Regions from separate parts of the Homo sapiens genome. Here region 1 is linked to region 2. A link is a loop called in an ENCODE intact Hi-C map of the cell type or tissue named here. Cell type or tissue: endothelial cell of umbilical vein. All regions are shown on one strand. Links, peaks and the distances in the headings refer to the core of each region. The heading gives the core; the rest is flanking DNA.

Evidence for each region. A loop is a pair of places that touch in the nucleus more often than their neighbours do. Peaks named below come from ENCODE experiments on the same cell type or tissue, not always from the same donor. Only the 100,000 strongest peaks of a DNase experiment are listed, where the experiment ranks them.
Region 1: a loop joins it to region 2, with 2.5 times the contacts of the local background. A loop is called at or near these places in 6 of 110 quality-filtered maps.

What each region holds. Positions count from the first base shown.
Region 1 is chr11:102,167,181-102,175,557 of GRCh38, reverse strand. All of the region lies in intron 3 of YAP1 (Yes1 associated transcriptional regulator), which reads right to left. Among named protein-coding and RNA genes, the nearest start is that of YAP1-DT, 61 kb to the right of the region's middle. In endothelial cell of umbilical vein, for the core only: no CTCF peak of the experiment used is centred there; a DNase peak (open chromatin) is centred at 4,297; H3K27ac peaks cover 994 bases.
Region 2 is chr11:102,221,553-102,229,929 of GRCh38, reverse strand. YAP1 (Yes1 associated transcriptional regulator) reads right to left here. Exons shown (of 9, transcript NM_001130145.3): 7 at 6,178-6,308; 8 at 2,349-2,461; 9 at 1-228. Among named protein-coding and RNA genes, the nearest start is that of BIRC3, 92 kb to the left of the region's middle. In endothelial cell of umbilical vein, for the core only: no CTCF peak of the experiment used is centred there; DNase peaks (open chromatin) are centred at 3,149 and 3,909; H3K27ac peaks cover 1,579 bases.

The DNA.
Region 1 (8,377 bases), core at 127-8,126, 54 kb after region 2:
TTCTCAGAACTTATCCCAGTCATTAAGCAATACATGACTATATTATTATCACTAACTTATTTTGTGGCTTTGATAAGCCGAATATGGGAAAATAAACATTTACTGAAGAAAAGGCAGTCTATACATCAAGTTTTGGTAAAAGAAATAAGTTTTTTTTTGAGACGAGGTCTCGCTCTGTCACCCAGGCTGGAGTGCAGTGGCGCGATCTTGGCTCACTGCAGCCTCCACCTCCCAGGTTCAAGCAATTCTCCCACCTCAGCCTCCCGAGTAGCTGGGATTACAGGGGTGTACCACCATGCCCGGCTAATTTTTGTATTTTTAGTAGAGACGGGGTTTCACCATGTTGGTCAGGCTGGTCTCAAACTCCTGACCTCAGGTGATCTGCCCGCCTTGGCCTCCCAAACTAATGATACTATAAACATACTGATGAAAATAAGCTTTGGGCAAACAAAGAGTGGTTGGTGGCTAATCCATCCTGCCCACCCCATCCTGAGTTCAGGTTCACCCATGTCCTATAGGTACTTAGAAGATTCTTCTGCCAAACTACTAGAACACGCTGATGAATCCAAGCCCCTTCTGGATTACAATGGGCAGTGTGGTAGAATAAGATGAAACTGTGGACCATACATATGAAGGCTTAGATTGGAATTCTGGCACTACTACTTACCTGCATTCTATGCACCAGCATACTGGTGCCCCAACTACTATGTTCATGTCCTCTTTATAGCAGATGCCTCCCTGTACCCCAATCATTTGCCTGCATCCTTCTCTTCTCAACAGACTCAAGAAGTAGAGACGCTGACTTTTTTGTCTTTGTATCCCTAGGACTTAGCACTGCCACCAAATACAACCAAAGTTTGCTGAGCTGACATGATTAAGAGCCTATCTGTGGAAAAGTATGATCGGTCTTTGTGAAGTTGCAATCTCTCAGAGACTTGTTTTGTGCCTTTACAAATAATAGATTTTTTTTTTTTTGAGATGGAGTCTCGCTCTGTCACCAGGCTGGAGTGCAGTGGCGCAATCTCGGCACAATCTCAGCTCACTGCAACTTCTGCCTCCTGGGTTCAAGCGATTCTCCTGTCTCAGCCTCCCGAGTAGCTGGGATTACTGATTTTTGTATTTTAGTAGAGACAGGGTTTCACCATGTTGGCCAGGATGGTCTCGATCTGTTGACCTCATGATCTGCCCGCGTTGGCCTCCCAAAGTGCTGGGAGTGGCGTGATCAGCCACCACACCCGGCCTGTAAATAATAGATTTAAGAAAAAGTAGGTAACATATATTTTGCAGGGTTTTTATATTAAATAAGAGCTCATGAAATGATGGAACCACTCATTTGTATTTAGGTACTCAGTAAAGGTTTCATTCCAGCCTAAAATAGGAATGCTAAAATGATCTCTAAGGATATTTCTATGGATTTAAGTTTAAGCCATTCAACAGTATTCTATTTGTGCACTCCTTTAACCAGCAGTATCAGCATCACCAGAAAATTGTTAGAAATGCAGAATCTCAGGTCCCAATCCTACTAAATCAGACCCACTGAATAAGAACTGCATTTGAACAAATCCCGAGGTAATTCCTTGACACATTACAAATTAAGAAGCACTACTCTAGAATACCAAAGACTAACAAGGACCGCTTGTATGATTCAACCTTTTCTAGAGGTACCATTAACTCAAACTTTAACAATATAGCAAAAGTACTATTCAGTGGCTTACTTGATTAAAAAATCTTTGATACATTATAAATAAAATTCATATGACTTTAGTTTCATATTCAACTCCAGAAAGACAGTATAGTTTAGAGACTATAAAGGGTTTAGATTCAGACAGACCTGGGCTCAAATCTTGGATCGATCCAATATTTATTAGCCTTCTAACCTTGGGCAAATTCCTTTACCTGCTTGATGCTCACTTTCTTTATCTATAAAACAGAGATGAACACTCAATAGATCATTGAGAGAATTAAAACACGTGTTTGACACAGGTCATGGCTCCCAGTAGGTGCTTAAATGTCAGTTCCCTACTCTTTCTTAGAATAGTTCTACCATTTTGGTCCAATGATATATTAAACATTAAAAATTCATGTATACTATACCTAAGGAAGTAGCTTTAAATATAAGAAAATGAGATATTTGGATTTCAAAATTCAAATGATCAGATAATAAAAATAGGGAAAACCATAGCAGAAGACCCCTAAAGAAGATTTTTAATGGTATCCCAACATTTTCAGGACAAGGCTCAAACTTCTTAGCTTATGACACAAAGCCATTCTGAGGTGGTCTTCAGTCTCATTGCTCATCATCTTACCACTAGCAATATGGTATTAGAGGTTCCAGGGCTTAGTAATTGCCCATCTACTAGCTACTTTTATCTTCCCTTTTCTTCTAACTTAACTTCCCACTCGTCCACTAGTACTCAAGTCCTCAACCCAATCACTTTCATCACCACCACTTTGGTCATCCTCTCCCTGGGTTACTGCAACTGCCCTCCAAGTAATCTCCCTATTTTTTAAAAAGTTACTGATACCATGTCACTCCTCTGTTCAAAACCTACAAGCACCACTGTAATGCAGCCCCATTCTGCCTTTCACAGACTCTGTTCATGCTGCAGTGGCCTTTTTGCTGTTCCCCAAACATGTCTCAGGGCCTCTGAACGGGCTGTTGTGTTATGCATGAAGCATTCTCTCCCTTCCCCAGATATTCACATGGCTCTCACTCTCAGTTCATTCAGATCTCTGCTCAAAAGACGTCAATTACAGAGACCTGCACTGGAGAAGGTAATCTAAGCTATCATCTCCCTCCATCCCCAGCCTATCACTCTGACCATAACTGGTCTATTTTTCTTTCTTCCACTTTTAATATCTGACTCATTGTATATCCGTTCTCATAACTTAGAACCATGCCTGGCACATAGTTTGTATTCAATATTTGGATAAAGAAATCAATGAACCTCCCTAAAGAAGTCTTGGCAGAGTGTGGTGGCTCACACATGTAATCCCCAGAAAAGCTGCCAAAAAGCTGGGACTATAGGCATACACTACCATGCCCACCTTTTGTCTCTACCAAAAAAAAAAAAAAAAAAACGCTGTGCATGGTGCCGTATGCCTGTAGTCCCAGCTACTTGGGAGGCTGAGGCATGAGAATCACTTGAGCCCGTGAAGTTGAAGCTGCAATGAGCTGTGATCGTGCCACTGCACTCCAGCCTGGGTGGTGGAGCAACACCCTGTGTCCAAAAAAAAAAAAAAAAAAAAAAAAAAAATTCTTCACTGTTCTTCCTTTCCACTACTGACTCATGTGTTCCTCTCTCTCTACTTTCTCAGCACTCAGTGCATACATCTGCCACAACTTTTTCTTTTATTTTTTTTTGAGAAGAAGTTCTGCTCTTGTCACCCAGGCTGGGGTACAGTGACACAATCTCAGCTCACTGCAACTTCTGCCTCCCAGGTTCAAGCAATTCTCCTGTGTCAGCCTCCCAAGCAGCTGGGATTACAGGCAAACGGCACCAAACACCCAGGTAACTTTTTGTATTTTTAGTAGAGACGGGGTTTCACCATGTTGGCCAAGCTGGTCTCGAACTCCTAACCTCAGGTGATCCACCTGCCTCGGCCTCCCAAAGTGCTGGGATTACAAGTGTGAGCCACCACGCCTGGTCCTGCCATAACATTTTTTATGGTAATATAAAAAAAGTCTGTCTTAGCTTGATTCTGCAATCACAGGGCATAGTATAAAGCAGGGCATTTGATATTTGTAGAATGAATGATTTAAGAAGGGAAAAATACTATTATCTCAAGGTAAAACTATGAAACTGCTTAAAAAATCATTTTCCTGTTTGTCAGGTTATAGCTGTAAGAACTTTCTAGAAGAAAAGGTCAAGTACAAGCTCAGTGAGCCTACTAATATGCAACTCTTCAGACTTTCTTCAGTGCCACTTAAGTCCTTTAGATTTTAACTCAATGAAATGGCTTAGAGTTAGTTTACTAAGTTTATTTATTAAAGATTAGCTTTCTGTAAAGTTTTGCCGAAGGAAAAACAAATAGCACACTTAGACTTCAGACTGCTCAAATTAATACCTTTCATTAAGATTTTAACCTAAAGAAAGTTTTACCACTTCCTTACCTTACTAACATCAAAAGAAAACCTTATTTTGGAAAACTGTGAGTACTGTTGCAAGATTTATTCTGTTTCACTTATGCTGACTATATATGGTAGTCTATGAATATCATTTTTAAAGAATTAGCATCTTAATCTTTCACACAAATATTCCTCCTATGAGTCATAAAATTATTGTAGCAATAGAGTAACCAGAAGGATTTAGAAATCAGTGGGAAAGACAAAAATAATATTCCAACACTTATCAAGAGAATAAAACAGGCATTTGAGCTGGTTCTTAAATGGAAATAATTTAATCTCTTTCTCATTCTCTCTACTCCAAAGCTGAGCAAAGTTTCCAAAAATCTACAAATAATCACTGAAGAAAAGTTGAACACAAATACTTCTATTTTTATGCCCCAATATGTAATAAGTCATTTATTAAGAGAGCTGGTAGAAATGATACTCATGGATCTAAATTTTTTTTTTCTTTTTTTTTTTTTTGAGACAGAGTCTGGCTGTATCCCAGGCTGAAGTGCAGTGGTACAATCTCAGCTCTCTGCAACCTCTGCCTCCCGAGTTCAAACGATTCTCCTGTCTCAGCCTCCTGAGTAGCTGGGATTACAGGCACCCACCATCATACCTGGCTAATTTTTGTATTTTTAGTAGAGACGGGGTTTCACCATGTTGGCCAAGCTGGTCTTGAACTCCTGACCTCAGGTGATGTGCCCACCTCGGCCTTCCAAAGTGCTGGGATTATAGGTGTGAGCCACCACACCCGGCCTACCTTAAAATCTTAATAACATTCAAAATGTAAATGAACTTTACTATCCCAAATGATTACTTCAAAGGCTTCTAGTAAATTTTTTAAAATATTTGATATCTGTGCTCTAAGATCAGGTCAAGAGCACTCAACAGTCTTGAGTTTCTATATGTTTCCCCCTTTTTAGAAGATAATCTCTAAAGTAAAGCAAAGAGGACAGGAAAGAATTACCTTATCTGGAATAATCAAGCATGTAACTAAGCATACAAAACACAGTACTCCTCAACACATTTGAGATTTAGATAGTTACTGTGGATAATCATGATACTCAAACTGAAATAATCTTTTAAAAATATGTGGCACTATTAAAAAAAATACTGATCTGCAGCTACTGAAAAACAAAGTAATTATATACCCACATCTCAGCATAATGAATGTGGGTTTCTTTAAACAAAGAATGAAGAAATTAATACTGTAAAAATCATGACTGGAATTAAACAACATCAGAGTGATTCCCAGTGGAGACGAAGTGAAAGGCTCTCACCATCAGAGTAAAATCAAAGCCATTAGTTGCCCTGACACGAGTGGCATCTTCATTATGCAGCTAAGTCAAGAGCGATGATTAGAAAGTGCCTTTATCAGCCATCACTGGGTTTAACAAAGACTTCAGAAGAACTCCCATACTAGAGTAGATACAATAATTACAAGCTAATGCCATTTGCAAGCTGGATATTATAACTGAATTACTTTTTTTATTTCAAAAAGAAAAAATTTAAGTCATCATATTCCATATTGGCATATTTTATTAAAATGAAATGGATTGGCCATAGTTTTAAGTAAGAAAAATGGTGGTTGTTTCCATATTATCATTTTTCAGGAACTTAATCATCAAATAAATCAAGCCACAAGCTATATAAAACAAACCAAGCTTCTTAAGGATTGGCTATATTGATTCCAGATTATTATGCTTTTCCTTATACTATTTTTCCATTTTATAGGGCCATTTCTCTTAATTTACCTGAACTTCTAGATGGGAAAAAGAAAACAGCAATTTTGTTCAAAAAAAATAAGTGTTTTTATTTTAAAAGTTTTTAAAAAAGGTATTTGGAATACAAGCCCGAGAGTAACTAGTCAAATACACTATCTCTTCATTGCTCTGACTTTGGGCTTTGTTATAGTTCACTGCTATTAGGTTTCCCGTTAGTATAGTCTTTTCCCATATATTGTGACTTCAGACTGACAATTTCCATCTTATAATAATCCAGAACTTTTAGAAGAATCAGGAACCAACTACTTGGAAGAGCCAATGACCTCAATTTGATGATAAAAAGCCTACAGAGATAAACATAACTTCAAAGATAGTGTGGTAACAGATTTTTAACAAAGTAACAGTGGCTACCAGGTATTACAAACTGATTAAATTCTAAAATATCAGATCACATTTATTTTATCACATTTATACCAGGCACTGTACACTATTAATAATACATTTTAACTATGTGATATGGATTCTGTCATTTAATGCTCACAACAGCCCTATGAGTTATTATCTCATTTTTCTAAGTGAAGAATACAGGTAGATACAGTAACTTGTCCAAGATTTCATGGACAATAGATGACGCCTGGGATTCAAATCAGGTCCATGGGATTTCCAGAGCCCTTGGTCTTAACCCTTAATGTAAACTGTCTCTCAGTTTCAAAGGTGAAAAGTAAAACTTTAAAGTTTCTGAATTACAGCACATAAAGCAGGAATTACCAACACCTCAACCCTGTTGGTTCTGCAACTTCTCACATCTTTACCCTCTCTGTGCTTTTTAAAGTTAAAACCTAAATCAATGTGTAATTTACCCATCATTTTTATATTTCACATCTATTTTCTAGCTCTCTCATTTTTCTTGGTAACAATCTCTCATTTGATCTTCAGTGCTGAGAGATATTACACAGGCAGGCAGGAGAACACAAGAGGCAAACCTTAAGGCAGCTCTATACTACTCACTTTGCTTGCTTCTGAACATTTTTCCCCACTTCAAGGAAGGTGCTTAGCACATTCCTCTAACACGTATCACCTTTCATGATCAAGAGGGCATTTTCTCCACCCATCTTGAGGTATTTCCTAGGAAATCCTCACAGTTTTTCATAATAGAGAAATCTGAAAGTGCTACATTGGTAGAGTTGGGAACTGTCAAATAAATCCCAACAATTTCTAACTTTAAAGCATATAAATAATGAATTCTCTAAAATGTACCTGTAATAAGACATTTAGGCTTTGGGTTGTTATCAAATGTACATTTCTCAAAAGCAGATAAATGGGTTGATTCTGCTTAATATAAATCAAGACATAACTTTTATTGATCCTAGTCATTTGTCATACAGTTATTTCTGGATTATCACAGAATATACTTTGACTTTACTGTCCCTTGAAGATTCAGCAATCTTGTGGATCAGTGTTAACAAGTACACTATTTAAAAATTTAATATATATCATACACATAGAGCTAAGGAAGTATCACTTTTCACTCCCCAGGGCTTTCTTTTCTAATGCTGAACACAAAAATCATGAAATGTTTACCTAACTCTCAATATGGGGAGAAAAACTACGGATCCTAAGCAGGCATCAAAAGGCTATTATATATAATAACTAATTTATATTATAACTTTTTTTTTGAGACAGGGTCTCACTCTGTTGTCCAGGCTGGAATGCAGTGGTGCAAATATGGCTCACTGCAGCCTTGACCTCGTGGGCTCAAGCTATCCTTCCAATCTCAGTCACCCAAGTTGCTAGCACCACAGGTGTGTGGCCACCATGCCTGGCTAATTTTTATTTTTATTTTTAATACAGATGGGGTCTCCCTATGTTGCCCAGGCTGGTCTTGAACTCCTAGGCTCAAGCAATCCTCCCACCTTGGCTTCTCAAAGTGCTCGGATTATAGGCATGAACGACCACACCCAGCCTTATAAATTATGACTTTTTTTTTGAGATGGAGTCTTGCTCTGTCACCAGGCTGGAGTGCAGTGGCACAATCTCAGCTCATTGCAACCTCCGCCTCCTGGGTTCAAGTGATTCTCCTGCCTCAGCCTCCGGAGTCACTGAGACTACAGGCGTGCACCACCAATGCTCAGCTAATTTTTAAATCTTTAGTGGAGACGGGGTTTCACCATGTTGGCCAGGGTGGTCTCAATCTCTTGACCTCATGATCCACCCACCTTGGCCTCCCAAAGTTCTGGGATTACAGGCATGAGCCACTGCACCCAGCTATAAATTTTAACTTTCAAAGGACATTCACCTCAAGTAATTTAATAGACTAGACTTATTTATACATATATTTATACATTGAATATTTTAATATAAAGTAAAGTACAACCATTATCTTAATACATTATTCCATTTCCTCTTATTTTTCCATTTTCCTCTTCTTCACCTTTCAAATTCTTTCACAAAGCTTGCTGTCATTTACCCTGCCACTTAAATGGCACAGTTAAAGAATATAAATTAATCTTCTTCCAAGGATGTATTGAGTGTTGCCTCT
Region 2 (8,377 bases), core at 274-8,273:
TAAGAAAGCTTTCTTTATCTAGCTTGGTGGCAGCCAAAACAGACTCCATGTCATTAAGGATGTCAGAACTCAAAGCTTCCTGCAGACTTGGCATCAGCTCCTCTCCTTCTATGTTCATTCCATCTCCTTCCAGTGTTCCAAGGTCCACATTTGTCCCAGGAATGGCTTCAAGGTAGTCTGGGAAACGGTTCTGCTGTGAGGGCAGGGTGCTTTGGTTGATAGTATCACCTAGTGGAAACACACAGAGATAACAAAGTCCTTTTTGAAAAGCTAACATCAGGGCTGTATCATATGAGCACAGAGAAATGCACAGGGAAAGAAAAGCGCTCCTGACTGACCTAAACTGATACCTAGAATTTATATCAGGTCAAACAACTCACAGATAACAAAATAACAATGCCAAGTTTACTTTTGCTTCAACATTGTTCAGATATCCAATAACAGCTTGATTGCTATTATGTGCTGAGCACTAAAGGAGTCATGAAAAAAATAAAAAAGCCCTTGAAAAATTATATGCAGCAGCGGGAGAAAGAACAAGTACACAACACGACAGCATCACTACCCTGTCTTCCAGATAAGCACCACCATAATAAGACTAAACATAAACATGAGTGGTATAGACCTACCTTGGCCTTAAATATACTTTGGGAAACACTAAAATAGAAAGACTGCAAGAATACTTTATTCTACCCTTAGGAGATGCACCTTCCTAACAGCAAAACAAGCCTTCCCAGAGGGCTTTGAATAAATCCATCTTCCTAGCCTTGCTTCTAGGTTTCCCAAACTTACTTGGCCACAGAGCCTTTTTTGCATATGACAACATTAACACTCCTCAGAGCTTCAATAGAACATACTTTCAGAAAAACTAACATAAACCATTAAGTGCTACAGGGGTCTGGAGAAGAGAGCAATACAGATTAGAGGAGTAAGTAAAGGTGTTGTGTGTGAAATGGGTTTGAAGTGGCTCCTAAGGATGATTTAACATCTAGATAATCAGAGAGGAGGGGTAGTGTGGATTCTAGAAAGCATCAAAGCCAGGAGCTGGATGAATACAGGCACAAAAGCCTTGCTAAACACTTTCAGAATAGAAGCAGTTAGTGAAAGAGTTGGTAGCTAAAGAACAGCTTCATTTCCCTGCCAATTCATGCACTCTGGCAGTTGTCAACTCTAGGGCAATGGTTGCCAGGTAAGCCACAGGAGAAATGCTTCCGTAATTACCCCTGTGAGGCAGGTATTTCTTAGCTCCTGCAAGACCCCTGCAACTATTCTTTTTTTTTTTTTTTTTTTTTTTTTTTGAGACGGAGTCTTGCTCTGTCACCCAGGCTGGAGTGCAGTGGTGTGATCTTGGCTCACTGCAACCTCCGCCTCCCGGGTTCAAATGATTCTCCTGCCTCAGTCTCCCGAGTAGCTGGGATTACAGGTGCATACCACCACATGTGGCTAATTTTTATATTTTTAGTAGAGACAGGGTTTCACCATGTTGGCCAGGCTGGTCTTGAACTTATGACCTCACGTGATCTGGCTACCTCGGCCTCCCAAAGTGCTGGGATTACAGGTTTAAGCCACCGCACCTGGCCTTCTGCAACTATTCTAACAAAGTAAGTGAGCCCCACCTCCTAGTCTTTCCCACCTGGTTTCCTGAGCCCCATAACACTTAAGGTGGACCAAAAACTCTTAGAGAAAAGATGAAGACAAACACTGAATTACATGTAGACATCTCTCAAAATTAAGGACACTAATCTATAAGGAGAGAGATGTTCTAACAGGGTTGTCAGTTTGTCCTGCCAATTAAGATCAACATGCTAACATAAGTCATGTTATCAGAGTTTTATTCAAATAGAGCTAATATATCCAATTTATGATTTTTTTTTTTTTTTTTTGAGAAGAGGTCTCATTCTGTCACCCAAACTGGAGTGCAGTGGTGTGATCACCGGGGCTCAATCCATCCTCCCACCTCAGCCTCCTGAGTAGCTGGGACTACAGGCATGTACCATGACAGCTGACTTATTTTTGTATGTTTTTTTATAGAGATGGGGTTTCACCATGTTGCCCAGACTGGTCTTGAACTCCTGGGCTCAAACAATACACCCACTTTGGCCTCCCAAAATGCTGGAATTAGAGGCATGAGCCACTGCACCCGGCCAATCCATGATATATATTTTTTTAAACTAGGAAAAGACAAGTTACAAATCACCGTATAGAGACAAAGCAGGATCAATTTAATTCAAATTTACAGGATTTTAATTGGTTTTCTTCTGAATCATCTTTGCTTACAATACCTTATGAGACCTGGTGATAACATATCCCACTGTTAAGTCAGGTTACTAAGAGGAATAAAGAATACCAACCTGTATCCATCTCATCCACACTGTTCAGGAAGTCATCTGGGGTTCGAGGGACACTGTAGCTGCTCATGCTTAGTCCACTGTCTGTACTCTCATCTCGAGAGTGATAGGTGCCACTACATAAACATGACAGTTAAAGACCAACACAAAAAATTTTAAAAATCAATTCAAGGTAAAAATAAACACCTGCTGAGCAGCAACATAATTCTCAAAGAGGATTAGTGAAAATTCCTGTCCTGCAATGTCTGAAACAAGCACCCTCCCTCAGGGCCATAGACAGGGCTTGTGCTATGAAGTGAAATAGACAAGTTAATCCTAATTGAAGCTGGCAGCTCTAAGGAACCAAGATTTCTCCTAAGGTTCTGTGCTTGGTGACAATAAGGGACAAAAAAAGATACCCCCAGTTAGTTTTCCTGGCTGACAGAAAATTCTCTGCATCAGTATTCTCCTCTCTGTAATATCATTTGAATCTGGGGGTGCGGAGGAACCCATACAACTTACTTGTCCCAAGGCCTCAATTCTCCAGGTGGTGGTGGCACAGAGACGTCACAACACAAACTCCAGGTGGGCGAGGAGACAGGTCTGCACTAGACTCAAGTTAAATTCCTAGCTATTGTGCAGAGAACATAAGCCAAGGAAAAATCAACCCCAAATAAACCACCAGAATTCCTTTTAGGACTGAGCCAAAATAGGTGAGTCACTGCCAATAAGATAAGAATACTCGTGGCTTGATCTCCTTGCTTCTGTGTTTGGGCGGGGGAGGAAAAAGCCTCAAACACTTCAGTACGAAACGAAACGGGAAATCATATAGCTCCAGTTAAAGAAAAGAGCAAAACAAAAAACTGCAAGGCACATCCCTTGAAAATAAAATGACCCAACACAGATTTTCACTTTAGACTAAGTAAGGTTTCCCAGATTTACATTAAAAGTATGGTAAATATCCATTACCCTGAGAAATAGAACACTTTCCTAAGCTAGTAGCATCTAGACATCAGCTGGCATTCCCTGAGTTCTACTAACTCTACAAAATCTTAGAGAAACGCATAAAATCAAGGCAGCTGTTATTCTTCAATGGTCTGTGTGAGTGTGAACTTCAACTTTCTCTACGGCTTGTACATTTAATAAGCAGCTATTTAACTTACATAAAAGTTAAAAAATAAAAACAAGTTTAACAATTGCTCAAGGCTAAAAGCTCAGTCAATACCCCAACTGCCTTCCCTAAATGATGCAATGCATTTGCCTTGTTCTCTCTCTCCCCTCATTCTATATACTGCCATCACTGGTTTACTCTAATGCTTCTGCCAGATTTTGCCAAGGCTCAAAAGCCTCACACAGATCCAAGAAAACACACATTTGCCTCTGAGACCATTGGTATACAATGCAGCCATATATGAGAAGGCCTCAGGATGTGGTTTGTTTGTATTTTGCCTGCCCTGATCTGGGACAAGAGCCTGGTCCTAGTCATCACTCTATTCGGCTGCTAAGCATGGGACACACATCAGACATTTTAGTCTATTACTGAATAACTGAACTTACAGAGTTGCGCAGAGTTCATTCCAAACCACAGGGGAAGCACATGGGCATTCCTGAGGACAGAGTTTACAGGGCCATTTTCCTGGTGAGGAACTGCTCCCTGCAGAACCCCACTTCCTACAGGCCCCACTCATTCAGTAAACATTCACTGAGCATCTGCTACTACATGACAGGCATTAGACTAGGCTTTGAGGATAAAGAGGTTAACAATCACCACCACCTACAAACAATGTTTTGTGAGAGGCTCACAACTTCAAGGAGGGAAATGAACAAATATACTAATGAATCATATTTAGGGGCTATATGAACTCAGATGTAAGCACAGTGCTTTCAGAACAAACAGGGAGCTTAGAAGTAAAGGGTAAAAGTTTCATGGAGGGGGACATCTGAGTGAGCTTTGAGGGTAAAAGTAAAAGGGAACTAAGGGAACTCAGCATTACTACTAAGAGTCAATGCCAAGGCAAGTTGGGGCAAAAAGTATTTAGAGCTTAAGGAATATACATAAATCAAATAGTAAACAAGGGAAAAACCATCAAGAGGTTTTTTTGTTTGTCTTTTTGTTTTTTGAGACCAAGTTTCACTCTTGTTGCCCAGGCTGGAGTGCAACGGCATGATCTCGGCTCACCGCAACCTCTGCCTCCCGGGTTCAAGCGATTCTCCTGCCTCAGCCTCCCGAGTAGCTGGGATTATAGGCATGCGTGACCATGCCCAACTAATTTTGTATTTTTAGTAAAGATGGGGTTTCGCCATGTTGGTCAGGCTGGTCTCGAACTCTTACCCCAGGTGGTGGTCCACTTGCCTTGGCCTCCCAAAGTGCTGGGATTACAGGCATGAGCCATCATGCCCAGCCAAGAGTTGTTTTTTTTTTTAAAGAAAAAAAAAGTCAAAGTCAGATGTATGTTATTATTAGAAACTGGGGGTACTGCAGAGAATGCATATACAATTCTGCCCTTAGATTAGTAACACTGATTATCTGCCACTCTGATCTTCCCAGAAAATAGAATCTCAAATTGTAGCCCAGCTCTCATCAAAAGTTTTAAGAAAAAAAATCTTCATAAGTGACTGTCAGAAGGATATGCAGCCTATCCATTTTTAAAATGGTCTAATTTTTATCCCTGGGATTAATATAGCCCCTTCAACAAGACAGGTACTGGAATTACATGGATATGAAATTTTCCTTGTTGGAAAAAAAGTTCTGAGGCTATGCCTCTCTTAATTAGCCTCAGTTTAAGTCTAGAACTATAATCTTATATAAATACACTTACTTTTAGAACTTTAAAGTGTATGTCAGAAGAGTAAATACAAACTTAAAATACATTTTAGATGGTCTTCAAAATCAAACCTTCCAACTAGGCCACCAGTACTAATCTTAAAAACTGAGTAAATGGTGAATTCTATTGCACTAAATACTTTTAGCAGGATAAGATATTTTCTCTTGGAATTACTAAGTTTCCAATTCAATTGGTGAGAACTGAAAAGGTGGTGTAATAGTTTTCCTAGTGCAAAATACCTTTGAGTATTTAAGAAAGTGTGTTATTTAAATCAGTTAGAAAAGGAATCCAAAGCGTAAACTAATCCCATATTTTAAAAAGTTTGAAACTCCACAACCTAGAAGAAGGAATTTTAGTTAAATCTTAATCTTAAATGACTTCCTAGGCAAAGAATATGACCTGTTTCAGCTTACAGACTTCAAAATGGCAGTTTATGTAATATTGCAATCTGTCTGAAACCCAGGATTTGTGGTAACTCACTAAGAAGCATCCCTAAGCTATGTTATTTTCAAATACTGCCGTTAATCTTAGTGCATTTTTGAAAGAGGCACAACCTTACATTTTATCTCCTTGGACTATAGCCCTTAAGAACATGAGGCCTTACAGTGCTGCTGGGTGAAACGTTTTAGCTTGAATAGCTATGTGGAAAATTCCTTCCAGTGATCCTTATAATGCAATCCTAAGTAGGTTTAACATGAAATTCATTTGCTTTCACAGAAAGGCATTCACATGTTCCTTCATGATTCTGTAATTTTAAGTAACTGTTAGTCAACAGTATAGGCAGAAGCAAACACGTCATGACTTTGAATAAGTATCCCTTGTACAAGTCTGAACAGTTCACTTCCTCTCACAGGAGACAACTTTTAATCCTCAACTCTGCATGTACTTGCCATTTACAGAGAGATTCATTTACAGCTATGGTTTTTGGCCCACACAGATGTTCCAAATAGCCTATTACAAGCACTAAGCAGAATGATTTTAAAGCAATGATCCTTTTCAGATATTCACCAGTAGCAACTTTCACCAACCTGTTAAGGAAAGGATCTGAGCTATTGGTCGTCATTGTTCTCAATTCCTGAGACATCCCGGGAGAAGACACTGGATTTTGAGTCCCACCATCCTGCTCCAGTGTTGGTAACTGGCTACGCAGGGCTAACTCCTAATTAAAAATAAAGCCAAAGAGAATCAATCTACTGATTAACACATTTAATGTTAGGTTTAAAGAAATAAAACGTTCATCAGAGTAACCGTGCAGATAGATTAAAAACATCTACTTTAAAGTTAATACATTTCCCAATCAGAATGACCTAATTCTATCCATTTCAAATGACTAAAAATTAAGTTACATATATTTAAAGTCTGTCTAGTCATATTAACCACCCCCCACCCTATATACATTTTGCTACTTTGTTTTCTTTTTGTTATTTTCCTTACTCTGGAAGATACTCCCAAATCCTCCTTTGGGTTATTATAGAATGGCAAGTCTGGTCTTTAAAAAAAAATTCTTCTTTTTTTTTTTTTTTTTTTGTTCTTCAAGACGGAGTCTCACTCTGTCACCAGGCTGGAGTGCAGTGGTGCAATCTTGGCTCACTGCAACCTCCGCCTCCTGGGTTCAAGTGATTCTCCTGCCTCAGCCTCCCGAGTAGCTGGGACTACAGGCACGCACCACCACGCCCAGCTAATTTTTTGTATTTTTTTTAGTAGAGACGGGGTTTCACCATGTTACCCAGGATGGTCTCGATCTCTTGACCTCGTGATCCACCCGCCTTGGCCCCCCAAAAGTGCTGGGATTACAGACGTGAGCCACCGCGCCCGGCCCTAAAAAAATAATTCTTAAAGTTTGCTTTTACTCGACAACTCTTATATGGTTTTGTGTGTTTGGAACCCCCCGACCCCCTCCCCCGCCAAAAAAAAAGAAGTAGGAAGAATAGCATCTGATGATTTTACTATAAGACACCAATCCTTCCCCAACCCCCAACACTATTTCACACTTTGCTATTAAATGTCTCATTTTGACTTTAGGTTTTTCTATCCTGAGCTGGATAGAATATGTTCCATCCTCTAGCAGGGAGAGAGGAGGAAAATGAAAAAAAGACATCAGAAGTTAAAACACAAACCCAAGGCTTCTCCACCACAAACATAATATTTAAAATGGGGTAAAATTTCTTCAGGGTCATCCAACAATTTCTCAGCAGGATTCTCCCTGTAAACCTGAGCAAAGGCTGTAGGTTGCTACTCTGATGGTTGCAGAAGGCCTGCCTTCAAGGGCTTCCAAACCTCCCAGGTTTCAGCCTGTATTTGCCCAGGACCTCAAAAACAGTTCATCTCACTGTGACCCATCCGTAGCACACTCATTACTACTCTGTCCTTTTTCTCTCCTTTATCTGTTCACTGTTTCTTACCCTCCTAAGAATTTTCACTGTGCCTCTCCACCTATCGTAAACATCATCTCTACTAGACCATCAGCTTTCTTTCCCTCTACTTTTTGGGTTTGATTTGAAATACATACAGTTTCTTATCACAAAGGATACTGGCCTGACTCCGTCATCCTTCCACACAGCTTTCTGAGCCAAGTCTGCTCACTGAGGCACGGCCCCACCATCTCCAGCCCTCACCTCCACAATCGCCATGGGGTCCTGAAGTATGGAAAGCTTCTCCTAGCTCTACGCTGCCACTTCTAAACTACAATTCTCCTGCATGCAAATACCACTTATTTTTCTTTAGGTTTATGCCTTCTGGATATACCATCCTTTAAACCAGAGTTTCTTAACCAGCGGACCATGACAGAATTCAGAGAGTCTCTGAACTTCAATGGGGTAAAAAAAAAAAAATTACACATTAACTTTCGCTAAATTTGTCAACATTTTCTCCAATGTAGTATGCACCATTAGTATTCACTGTACCTAACTTTTCACCAATAGAACATATAAATGTTTTCATATCACATTGTAGTTGTTGCAAATATTTTAAAATACCATTTATGATCATTGCTATTTCAATGCTACAGTAGTTACGTTATAAGATGTGCTTCTAGATTTTTTTTTTTTTTAATCTTTTTGAGACAGGGTCTCACTCTGTCACCCAATCTGGAATGCAGTGATGCAATTATAGCTCACTGCAGCCTTGACCTTCTAGGCTCAAGTGATCCTCCTGCCTCAGCCTCATGAGTAGCTGCAGCCACAGAGGCACACCACCATACCCAGCTAATTTTTTGTATTTTTGTAGAGA